Regions from separate parts of the Homo sapiens genome. Here regions 2 and 3 are each linked to region 1. A link is a contact called in ENCODE Hi-C or POLR2A ChIA-PET data. All regions are on one chromosome and are shown on one strand. The core of a region is the stretch at or near the end of the contact, and the rest is flanking DNA. Distances in the headings are between cores, read along the strand shown. Region 1 holds the start of GPR153 (G protein-coupled receptor 153). Region 2 holds the start of KLHL21 (kelch like family member 21). Region 3 holds the start of NOL9 (nucleolar protein 9).

The links. Hi-C counts contacts between places; a loop is a spot of excess contacts on that map. ChIA-PET counts read pairs that join two places held with the same protein, here RNA polymerase II (POLR2A). Pooled maps may share reads with other maps.
Region 2: a loop to region 1 is called in a pooled map, with 4 times the contacts of the local background. The contact joins the promoter of KLHL21 here to the promoter of GPR153 in region 1. A Hi-C loop is called at or near these places in 7 of 50 pooled maps.
Region 3: a pooled map shows a loop between it and region 1 (11-fold over the local background). The contact joins the promoter of NOL9 here to the promoter of GPR153 in region 1. A Hi-C loop is called at or near these places in 3 of 50 pooled maps. POLR2A ChIA-PET finds 5 or more read pairs at or near these places in 2 of 52 experiments (GM10248 and GM12878).

Annotation. Positions count from the first base shown.
Region 1 is chr1:6,259,048-6,262,994 of GRCh38, forward strand. It overlaps GPR153 (G protein-coupled receptor 153), which reads right to left and starts at 2,051. Exons shown (of 6, transcript NM_207370.4): 1 at 1,778-2,051. RefSeq lists silencers at 1,081-1,270, 1,441-1,600, 1,621-1,790, 1,971-2,290.
Region 2 is chr1:6,600,542-6,604,488 of GRCh38, forward strand. It overlaps KLHL21 (kelch like family member 21), which reads right to left and starts at 2,328. Exons shown (of 4, transcript NM_014851.4): 1 at 1,256-2,328. The coding sequence starts at 2,276. It overlaps LOC107984913 (a long non-coding RNA gene), which reads right to left. Exons shown (of 2, transcript XR_001737882.3): 2 at 2,906-3,947. RefSeq lists enhancers at 844-983, 1,014-1,063, 2,824-2,913, 2,934-3,093, 3,134-3,283 and silencers at 1,324-1,403, 1,584-1,743, 2,344-2,733, 3,698-3,947.
Region 3 is chr1:6,552,752-6,556,698 of GRCh38, forward strand. It overlaps NOL9 (nucleolar protein 9), which reads right to left and starts at 1,762. Exons shown (of 12, transcript NM_024654.5): 1 at 1,356-1,762. The coding sequence starts at 1,751. TAS1R1 (taste 1 receptor member 1) reads left to right here and starts at 2,556. Exons shown (of 6, transcript NM_138697.4): 1 at 2,556-2,813. The coding sequence starts at 2,623. RefSeq lists an enhancer at 1-73 and a silencer at 1,468-1,727.

The DNA of each region.
Region 1 (3,947 bases), core at 801-3,300:
CCCGGGAGTTCGAGACCAGCTTGGGCAACATGGGGAAAACCCATCTGTACAACAAATAAAAAAATTGGCCAGGCGTAGTGGTGTGAGCCTATAGTCCCAGCTACTTGGAAGGCTGAGGTGTGAGGATCACCTGAGCCTGGGGAGGTCAAGGATACAGTGAGCCATGATTGTGCCACTGCACTCTAGCCTGAGCAACAGAGTGAGACCCTGTCTTAAAAAGAAAAAGGCTCTAGGTCTGTGGGCAGGGGCACGTGCATCCTCTTGCACACGGGCATGCTCCTCCAGTGAGTGCCCCCACAATTCATCCCCATTGTAAAGTTTGTCCAGCAGAAGCAGGGAGAGGTAAAGCTGTTTGCCCGGCCAGCACTTGCCTGAGCCAGGATCCAAACTCCACTTGCCTGACACCAAAGTCCTGGCCTCTCAAACCCTAAAATGTTGGGGAAAAGGGCATTTTTTTTTTTTTTGTCCCTAGAGCTGAGGTCTTTCTGAGCCTCAGGTCTGCAGGGCAGGTCTCACCGTCCCCACACTGCAGATGGGAACACTTCAGGCAGAAGCTCAGGGCAACACGGAGAGAATAGTGTCAGGGCTGGGTTTGGGGCCAGGCACTCCTGGGCACTGTAGTCTTGGCATGGGAGAGGAACGTCCTGGGGGACAGGGCGTGGACACCGGGTTCCAAGTGCAGAGTGACAGAGGACTGGTTGTGTGGGAACAAAGTGTCCCTCTGGCTCTGGGTCAGTGACCACAGATCCACGGATTGCACCCTTTCTGTTCATTCTTCATAGAATGGAGCGGCCACTAGGGCCAGACCCCAGGCTGGGCTCCCCACAGTGCCGACGGGACCCAGTCTCCTGCTGGGAAGTGTCTCCTGCAGGGCACTTAAAGCCCTGTCTTCTGCTGGGAAGTTTCTCCTGCAGGGCACTTAAAGCATTCCGCAGCATCTCAGGACCCGGCTTCCCACTTCCCCGCCCACTGCAGGGCCAACTGCAGGTGCAACTAGCCTGGGACCCACCCGGGCCATGAGGCCTCCCTCCGCAAGACATGCGGGCGGGGCCGGGGCGTGACGTCACAGCTCCGGGCCAATGAGGCCGCGCGGCCCCGAGGCCCCATTGCGCAACAAAGAGAACCCAGAACTTGAAAGGATTCCCCGGGCTCTGGCTGCGCCCCGGCTTCCGCCCCCACGCCGGTCTCCGCCCGCGCTGCAGCCGATGTGTTCCACGGGGCCCGGCCTGGCCGTCGCCCAGGGAGGGACGCGCAGCGCGAGGCCTGGACATCTCCGGCACGCCCCCCCCAGCCCCCGCCCCTACAGTCCCAACCCCCTGGGGCTCCGATCCCCCCCCCCCCCCGCAATCCCCGCTCCGACTCGCGTGCTCTCGCCTGCTGGTCCCCAGTGGGTGCCCCGAGTCCTGCCCCACCCCGAGGGCGCGTCCGAGCGACAGGCTGGGAAACCTGGCGGGACTGCGGCCCCCGGACCCCTCTGGGTTGCGCCGAGCAGGGGCGGGCTCAGGATCCCCAGACCGCGCCCCGCCCCCGTCCCCTGAGAAGCCCAGGGGGCGGCGCTGCTAGGCCCCGATGCAGGGGGACGGAGGGAGGGGCTGGCCCCAGGGAAGTTACCCCGAAGGTCCCCAAGTTGGGGGGGTGCCAGCGCTAAGCGCCGCTCGTGGGCCCTCGGACGGACCCCGCGACCGATAGGGCGCGGAAAGCCCCCTCCCTTCCCGCCGAGTCCTCCCGCCGGGGTCCTCCCGTCCGTCCGCCCTCGGGCCAGGGCGGCGACGCTCACCCTGCATTCGAGCGCCCGGGGCTCCGGCTCGCTGCTCCCGCCTCCGGCTCCGGCTGCGGTTCCCGCGCCCCCGGGCCGAGCGCAGGCCGCCGAGGGCCGCGGGGGTGGCTGGCGGCGGAGCGGCCCGCGGGCCGGGGCATGCTGGCGGCGGCCACCGGCGGCCGGCGCGCTCCGCTAGGTGGGCTCGGCCCCGCCGCCCCTCCCTCCCCTAGGCGCCGCCGCCGCCGCCGCGCTTCGCTCAGCTCCCGCCGCTCCGCTGCTGCGCCGGGCGGCCGGGGGCGGGGGGCGGAGCAGGGCGCATGTCTCCGCCGGGGCCTCCGCACCGCCCCTCGGCCCGCCCCGCCCCCGCCCGCTCAGAGGCGCGGCCGTCTGTCGGTCTGTCAGCCCGTCCGTCCTTCCGTCAGTCCGTCCGTACGCAGCCCACCCGTGTCCCCGCGTCCGCCCGCGGCCGGCCCGAGCCTCCCTGGGCTGGTGGCGCCTCCTGACAGCGCCGCGCCCCTGGCTCCCAGCTCGGCTCGGTGCACACTCCGGACGCCGCCTTCGGACGCCGGGGCAAGACCCAGGCCCGGAGCTCTGGGGGCCCGGGGGCCAGAGGGAGCTGGGGCAGGAATGGACACTGAGAACCTGGGGCCAGGGCTGGGGCTCAGGGAGACCTTCCTGGAGGAAGCCGCATCTAAGATGAACAATCGGGGCGGGGCGTGGAGAGGACAAGGGACGCATGGCCAGCGGCTTCTAGGAACCGGGAATCCAGTCTGAAGCAGGGGCAGCGAGGGGCAAGGTTGGGCCAGTTACGGATTCACGCTGCTCCCCGGGCCTGGGGGGTCCACTGAGGGAATAAAGTGCACGGGCCACCGGGCTGCCGAGTGGTCCCCGCCACCCCCACAGGCTCAGAAATTGTTCTCTCTGAAACTCTGAGCACCACCGCCCAGCCGGGAGAGGCCAGGGTCTGCAGCCCAGCGCCTGAAGCCTTCTCCTACTCCCCTCCTCCCCTCCTCCCATTCTTCCCGCCCCTCCGCCCCTCCCTCCCAAGCCCTCATGCTATCACCACTCCTCATAGAGCACAGGCTGTCACCCACAGACTGACAGCCTCAGCTGGCCCCATGCAGGCGGAAAGCCTCCTGCTTCTTGATGGGGGCCCTGGAGAGGACGCCTCCTGAGGATCGTGCCTGTCTTTTCTAGAAAGCACCTGACCACACACACAATGGGCACAAGGCCTCTGGGGCTGCCTGGCATAGTGTCCTTCCGTGCCTCTGGGACACATCCATGACTAGGCACCCCTGTGTCTGGAGGAAACTAGGCACCCGACCAGGAGGAGACCCAAACCAATTGCAGCCAAAACGGATGCTTGGAGCTTGCCCAGTCCGGGCAGGGCTGCTCCACAGCCTGCACCTGCCTAAACCGTCCCCACACCCCAGGTCCCTGAGCAGCTTTTAGGGGGCCCAGGATGGGTCTTAGGGTCCGTCCCATGAGACAAAAAGAGGAGTGTCTGTAGAGAAAGGCCCCGCAATAACGTGTGGGGCTGAGCAAGGGGGAATCTGGGGCCATGCACACCTATACTCCCTGTGGTTTCTCGGGCAGCCAGGGCCCTCAGTGTCCCCAGTGAGCCCTCTGTGGACAGGTTGGCTCCCCCTCCAGGTGGTCCTGGTTATAAATAGGCCACCAGCAGTGGGAGGCTGGCACAGGGCAGCTGTAATCAAGGGTGGTGTTTCTAAGTGTCTCGCCTGTGACTCGGGGTGAAACGGTAGAAACGCCACACTTAATTACATGGCCACCGAGAGCCATGCCGCTTAGAAACACCACGGTTAAGATTGCACACACAGCCATGGAGAGCCATGCCTCTGTCTGGGCCTGGCTCCCCTCTGCCAGCCCAGCTGACCCACTGCCTGGACCAGTGCCTCTGCCCGGCCTCAGCTGGCTCTAGGGCAGGTGGGAGATGGCCTCTGATGGCCGCCCCGGGGCCCTGGCTTATTTCGTGCTGTGCTGGGTTCTGCTGCAAAGTGCCCGGTGCCCCTGGGAGGCGGTTTTCAGGTGCCTGGTTTGCCCAAAGCCACACGGATGAGTGGCTGAGCCAGGACTGAACTAGGGAGTCTGATGCGGGGCCCAACTTCAAGTGAAGGGTGTGGGTGCTTTGGGGAACTGGTCCCCTCAGTGAGCCCCTGGGCTCAGGCAC
Region 2 (3,947 bases), core at 1,078-3,577, 340 kb after region 1:
AGAAAAGCAAGTTCTTGTTCTTAGGAAGTGAGCTCTGCCGGCCTCCTCCCTTCCATGGAGCTGTGTGAAAGGCAGCTGAAAGGAATGAACCAGCCACCTGCCTAAACCCAAGGGATTAACTGCTCTGCTGGGACATTTATGGAAGGGTGTGCAGAAAGCTGGGGCCAGTGTGGCCAGTTCTGGGAAGAAATTATCTGCTCAAAGCCACTGGTCAGACTTTCAGAAGAGGGGAGGGACACGGTCCCCAATCAACTTGGGGACAACCTTGGATTGGAAAGAGGCACAGATTCTGGCAGAACCCAGCAGAGGCTGGACTCAGAGCAGCAGGCTAAGGAAGCTGTGGCAACAGAATCCAGCAACTGTCCCACCTGACACCTCAGAGCCCCACTGGAACTCGGAGCACGTCCCAGAGTGGGCTCTCTCGCGAACATGCAAGGCTGGGCACAGCAGCTGTGACATCCCAGTCCCCACCTCCTTGCCTGATAACCGCCTCACACGCCTGCCTGGTGGGTTCTTTCCTTATATAGCAGTCACAGAGACCGCCCTTCCTCACCCCGACAAAGGAGGTAGCCTCGTGTTTGAACTGGGATTTATCTTTAATAAAAACCGTAGAAGCCCAAACTCAGGCGGACTGGGACCCGCCTACCATGACTCGGCAGTGTTTTGGGGTTTGGGCCAAGTAACTGGAAGAAAACCTCTTAACATGTGACCATGTTTACAGGCTCCGGGGAGTTCAGCCTAAACACCATGTGACCAGAGCACAGAGCCTAGGTGCAAGCCCAAGGGAACCTTGTCACCGGGTGACAAAGAGTGAGTCAGGGGGCCCGGTGTGGCTCAGCAGGGAGGGAGAAATTCCCCGGCTTGTGGGGAACAGATGCCTCACCGGGCGTCGGCCTCCTGCCCGTCCCTGGATTCCTTAAGGAGAAAAAGAAAGCACCCATTGTGCGGGGTGAATGCCCCAGTATCTTCCAACCAAGTGGGGAGGCACCTCCTGGGCACGGAGTTGGCTCAGCCTGGCAGCCCCGGCCGCACGGGGCACAGAGACCCACAAGCAGCTACTTGTCCCGGCTCACACAAGGGGCCCTTCTTCAAGGTTAAAAGTATCGCCCAGAGACATGTAGTCACCAGAGCCCCAGCTTGGACTCAGGTGCGCCCCTAGGATTCCAGGCTCTGTGCGCTTCCCCCGCGAATAGCTGGGCTCCCGTACCGGCGAGGTTCAACCCCAGAGAGCCTGCCCAGCCCCTGGCCCACTCACCCGTCACGTAGATGTCATTGCCCAGCGCCACGATGCTGTAGCCTCCGCCCAGGTGGTCTGGGAACTCGGCCAGGTAGCGCCACTGACCCGTCTGCGGGTTGTAGCAGTCGACAGTGACCAGCTCGTCACAGTCCTGGTCGCAGCCGCCCACGAGCACGAGGATCTCGGCGAGACCGGTGGACGGGCGAGGACGCATTCGGGGACAGGGCCCGCGGTCGTGGCGGTCGTAGCGCGCCGCCTGGAAGTCGCGCGCCTCGCGCAGCAGGCGCAGGCAGGGTGGGCAGCGCGCCACCAGCGGCTCGGCCTCGACGTGCGCCAACAGGTAGAAGCGGCGCACGAAGGGCAGGCGCACGGCCTCCAGCAGCTGCGGCCAGTGCGCGGCGCGGCGCGGCGGGTCAGCGCGGACCCAGCGCAGCGCCAGCTGGTAGGCGGCCTCCTCCTTGGGCACACACAGCCCGTCGTCCCGCAGGTAGCGCAGCAGGCGCGCCAGTGGCAGCCGCTCCAGCTGCTCGGCGCCCAGCTCGCCCACGTGGCGCAGAATGAACCGCTGCGCCGCGCTCGCCAGTCCCGAGCAGCTGAAGGCCTCAGCGAAGTCCTGCATGTCCAGGCAGTTGGCCAGGTCGAGCTGCTGCTGCAGGAAGGCCCCGCACGCCTCCTTCACGGCCGGGAACTGCAGCAGGTCGGCGGCGCGCAGCAGCGGCTCAGCGTTGTCGCCGCTTACCGCCACGCGGCCCGTGTAGCTGAAGTCCAGCAGCAGCTGCAGCATGTCGGGAGGCACTCCGTGCAGGCGCACCCGCTCGGCGCGGCTCTCGCGCAGCTGCCCCGCGAACATGGCGCGGAAGTAGGGGCTGGCGGCGGCCAGCACCGCACGGTGCGCCGGGAAGTCGCGCCCGCCCGCCGCCTCCAGGGTCACGTCCAGGAACTTGCGCTCGGCGCGCAGCTGGCTCAGGCCGCGCAGCAGGCTCAGGGCGTGCGCGGGGTCCGAGAAGGGAAGCACGGCCAGGGGCGCCGGTCGCTCCATGGCGCCTTCGATAGGTTGTCGAGGACGCCGCGGCCGGGGCCTGCGGAGAGACGCGGCGCGCTAGGCACCGCTGCTATAAATAGGGCGGGGCGCCGCGGCTCTCGAGGGGCGGGATGGGCGGGGAGACGTCTGCACCGCCCCCTTAACCCCTCTGTGCCGGGCGCCACCGCCCCCCGCGAGCGCGGGCTCGCCTGTCCCCCGCGCGGCGCCCGCCCCCGGCTCCGCAGGCTGAGTCACCGCTGTCCGCGGCCGGCTCCCTCCCTCCGCCCTTCTGCGTCTCCCCGCTGACGCCCGGGCCGGGGACAGCGAGTGACAAGTGCCAGGTCCGAGGGCGGCCTCGCCGCGCGCCGGGACCGGGGGCCTCCCGGGGTTGCCCACGACCCACCCGGCCCGGCTGCTGAACCCAACCCGGGAGAGGCGAGCTCGGCCCTGAAACCAAAGCCACCCCTCCTTTCACGCCAGACTTCCCAAGGGCGCCGGCCCAGGTCCCGGGGCGGCTGGGTACAATGGCTTTTTGTTTTGCTTTTGAGTTCCACTAGTTTCAAGGGTTGCTAGTTAACCCCATCACGGGACACACTCAAAGGATAGGCTTTTTACCATTCTGGACCAAAGCAAGAACGCGTATAAAGTTTTTCGGTGACGTTTTTTTCTTGGCGCATTTATAAGCGACCCGGGGCCGGATTCCAGGAGTCGGCCCCACTCCTGTGTTCCTGAAGGAGCTTCTGACTCAATCACACAGGCGTTAACTTTAGTCGGCTTCACGCGCAGTTGTAGTTTCCGAGTCTGCGTCGCAGCTGCAGGCTCCGGGGCTGCCCGCCCTAGGGGCTCCCGGGCCTCCCTGAAGCAGCTGCTCGGACTCCACGAGAGGGTAACTGGGTATAAAGAGCGAGGGCTCAAAGTCAGATAGGAGACCGCCTTGAAACTAGATGACGCCACTAAGCACAGTCCCGCCGTCACTTGTACTGCGGTGGGGAATGGTGAAAGAAGGAATCGCCCTTATTTTAGTTCCGATAGACACAGCACCACTTTGAATGTCACTTGTAGGGGAAAAAGAGCCCTCCCTTGGAGGCCATTTTTTCCTCAGTGGAAGGTAGGCTTTGCTCAGTTTTAGAAAAGACCCCTATTTCACCACCAGGACTGCTGCTTTGCAGAGAACACTTGGGTTTGTGCTGTTTTCCAGCCCCCCTACACCGGTGGGCCTTTGAGAACGCATTCCTGAGGAAGGCGCCCGCCCACGTGGGTCCCAGAGCAGGCCACGCGCATGGGAGCTGGCTATCATTTCCTGGTTCCAGCGAGGTCTAGGGCCGCGTAGCGTTTCCAGAAGACATTTTGTTTTTATTCCACCTCTGAAATGAGAACCGCAGGCTTTCTCTTCTACTTAAGAGTTTCACGTCATTTTGCCATAAGAATGCATCTGGTCTGAATTTCAGGGTGAGCATGGGCAGCACAGGCCCAAATCAGAAAACATTCAGGTACCCAGGCGGGCCGCCTGTTGCCCATAGAAGGACTGTTCACACAGCTATTCAAGGCAGCGGCAGCATTCCTGGGCCCAGGAGCAGGGCCAATAGCTTCCTTGCACAGGCTTTGTGACAAGAAAGGCTGAGTAGCCAGGAAGTGGAATGTTTGTAGGGAAAAGAACTCCCGTCCCCTGGGTCAGCTTACCCATCTTGC
Region 3 (3,947 bases), core at 512-3,011, 290 kb after region 1:
GAGCCACTGTGCCCAGCTCTCTCTTTTCCTTTTCCTTTCTTTCTTTTCCCCTCCCTCCTTCCTTTCTTCCTTTCTTTCGAGACGGAGTCTCACTCTGTCGCCCAGGCTGGAGTGCAATGGCGTGATCTTGGCTCACTGCAACCTCCAGCTCCCGGGTTCAAGCAAGTCTCCTGCCTTAGCCTCCTGAGTAGCTGGGATTACAGGCGTGTGCTACCATGCCCAGCTAATTTTTGTATTTTTAGTAGAGATGAGGTTTCACCATGTTGGTCAGGCTGGTCTCAAACTCCTGACCTCAGATGATCTGCCAGCTTCGGCTTCCCAAAGTGCCGGGACTACAGGCCTGAGCCACCGCGCCTGGCCCATACTTTATATTTTTAAACTAAGATCATACCCCATGGCAGCTACAGAGAAAGCATGGTGACCGTGAACTCGGCTCTGTGCTCCTGGTTCAGACAGACTCTACCACTCTGTCCTTTTAAAGACCCACAGCTTGCCAAGTCTCTTCCAGAACTTCCTGGGTTTTGCCTTCCCTCCTGCATTAGACAGGGAATCTCCAGGAATGGCATCCACGTTAAGAATCAGGCTGCCTGAGTTCGACTCCTAGCTCTCCCTCTACTGTGTAAGTTACCCAACCTCAGTCTCCTCGTCTGTAAACACTTAGAGAGAGGGACAACTACTCCGTAAGAGAGCTGGATGTTTAAATGGGTTCAAAGCCTAAAACACTTTTGGAACCCTTAAATCCTGGAATTTCTGAGCTCTCAGTAATTGCAACCTTTTTTTTTTTTAACTATTAAAATCCCTTTCAGAGTTCCAGGTGCGGTGGTTCACACCTGTAATCCCAGCACTTTGAGAGGCCGAGGCGGGTGGATCACAAGGTCAGGAGATCGAGACTATCCTGGCTAACATGGCGAAACCCCGTTTCTACTAAAAATACAAAAAATATAGCCGGGCGAGGTGGCACGCGCCTGTAGTCCCAACTACTCCGGAGGCTGAGGCAGGGGAATCGCTTCAACCCGGGATGCGGAGGTTGCAGTGAGCCGAGATTGTGCCACTGCACTCCAGCCTGGGGGACAGAGTGAGACTCTGTCTCAAAAAGAAAAAGAAAGAAAGAAAACAAAACAAAATAAAGTCCCTTTAGCTCGTAAGGCCTAGGGACCCCTTAGCAGGGTACCTGTTACCCTGCTGCTCAGGGGAGCCTAGTTGCCACCAACCATCAAGAGGATGGACTTGAATCCGACTGGCAGCCAGAGAACAGGCCCGGGGGACCACGGTCCTCTCCTACCCTGCAGCTCTCCCGGGGCTGCCTCTCCAGCCCTCCCTGCCCTCGGGGACTACTACCGGCGCCCCCCACCTACCTGCTCGACCGGCAGCAGCAGCAACGCGCGGCCGGGGCCCACGGGCCGCACCGGTGGGATGAGGAGAGGCCGGTGGCAACTCGAGGCGGATTCGAGTTCGGGTTCGGACTCGGGTTCGGAGGCCGGGGTCGGGCTAGGGATCGGGCTGGGGGTCGCGGTGTTGGGTCTCCGGGCCGCCGCCGCGCGCGACACCTGGCGGGCTCCCTCCCTCCAGTCCACGCCGGACGCCTGGGCTTGCAGTAACCGCCACCGTAGGCGCCGCCGACCGCACCAGCGCAGGCTCCCGAGCCGGCGGCGGGGCCGGCGGCTGAGGATGAGCTGGGGCCGGGCCTTGCGGACCCGCAGCCAAGTGGAACGGCAGGAACCCCGCTTTAGCAGCAGTCCCGAGTCCGCCATGCTGGGTCCTCAGGGCCTACCGCGCGAGAATCTCGCGAGATCCCGTCGGTCCGCCCCGCTGCCCTCCCAGCTGCCGAAAAGAGGGGCCTCCGAGCCGCCGGCGCCCTCTGCCGGCAACCTCCGGAAGCACACTAGGAGGTTCCAGCCGATCTGGTCGAGGGGCTCCACGGAGGACTCCATTTACGTTACGCAAATTCCCTACCCCAGCCGGCCGGAGAGAGAAAGCCAGAAACCTCGCGACCAGCCATGGGCCACCTCTCCGGAAAAACACCGGGATATTTTTTTTCTCCTGCAGAAAAAGCTTTAGGATTGGCAGTTTAAACAAAACATGTCTATTTGCATACCTTCGGTTTGCATGCATTTGTTTCGAAGTGAGCAACCCTGGGTAACAAGGCGAAAGTATATGACAATTTGCTCAGAATCTTAATGTCAGAAAACTGGAGACTGGGGCAGGGGGGTGTCGACTCAAAGCTGTGTCTCATTTAGTAAACTGAGGCCCAGGTAAAAAGTTCTGAAACCTCGCAACACCCGGAGAAATTGTGTTCCAGCCTCCCACCTCGCCCCAAAATGCCAGAGCTCCTTTTCTAAGCCAGGTGAAGTCACAGAGCGTGGACAGAACCCACAACCGTCCAGAGGAAGGGTCACTGGGTGCCACCTGGTTTGCATCTGTGCCTTCGTCCTGCCCAGTTCCTGAGTGGGACCGCAGGCCCGGAATGTCAAGGCAAACAGTCCTGCTTCAGCCACTGGGCTCCAGTCCCACCCCTTTTGGGGGCCTGAAGTTAGGAAGCATCCGGCAGCTGCCTTCTATTTAAGCAACTGGCCTCCTTAGAGGCCACTCCTTGGCCATGCCAGGCGCGGGCATCTGGCCAGCATGCTGCTCTGCACGGCTCGCCTGGTCGGCCTGCAGCTTCTCATTTCCTGCTGCTGGGCCTTTGCCTGCCATAGCACGGAGTCTTCTCCTGACTTCACCCTCCCCGGAGATTACCTCCTGGCAGGCCTGTTCCCTCTCCATTCTGGCTGTCTGCAGGTGAGGCACAGACCCGAGGTGACCCTGTGTGACAGGTGAGTGAGGGGCCAGCAGAGCCACACTTAGTGGGACCCCTGGCTATAGGGCCCCTCTGGCTGCCATCCTCCAAACAGGACCTTGCCTCTGCCTTTGCCCCTTGAACTGTCCCCAGGCCTTGTTCATCAATCCACTTGCCACCTAAGTGCTGGCTAGACCTTCCTAGACACTTCGGCCAGTTTCCAATTATTTCACCCTTGCTGTTAGAATGTGTTGTATTGTAACTTCATTGAAATTGGTTCTTGGCTTTGTACCATACCTAGGTGGCCAGGCCTAAGCAAGGGCAGCTTTTTCCCTCTTCTTTTTTTTTTTTTTTTTTTTTTTGAGACGGAGTCTCGCTCTTTCACCCAGGTGGGACTGCAGTGGCGCGATCTCAGCTCACTGCAAGCTCCGCCTTCCGGGTTCACGCCATTCTCCTGCCTCAGCCTCCCGAGTAGCTGGGACTACAGGCACCCGCCACTGCGCCCAGCTAATGTTTTGTATTTTTAGTAGAGACGGGGTTTCACCGTGTTAGCCAGAATGGTCTCGATCTCCTGACCTCGTGATCTGCCCACCTCGGCCTCCCAAAGTGCTGGGATTACAGGCGTGAGCCACCGCGCCCAGCCGCTTTTTCCCTCTTCTATCTTCTCTCCACTCCTACCCATGTTCAAAGTTCCCTAGAGTCCCAGATGACAAGTAGGATTCTCCATGGTTCTTCATGGGGTGGGAAGGGAAGACACATCCCATTAGATGCTTTAGGAGCTTGACAAATATAAATTAGGTTGGTGCCATCATGAAGTCAACAATCTAGGTAGAGGGAAACTACTGCTTTTCTTTTATTTCTATCTATCTATCTATCTATCTATATTTTTTTGAGATGGAGACTCAGTCTGTCATCCAGGCTGGAGTGCAGTGGCATAATCTTGACTCACTGCAACCTCCTCCTCCTGGGCTCAAGTGATTCTCATGCCTTAGCCTCGGGAGTAGCTGGAATTATAGGCATGTGTCACCATACCCAGCTAATTTTTGTATTTTTCGTAGAGACAGGGGTTTCACCATGTTGGTCAGGCTGGTCTCGAACTCCCGACCTCAGGTGATCCGCCCACCTCGGCCTCCCAAAGTGCTAGGATTATAGGCTTGAGCCACCGCGCCCG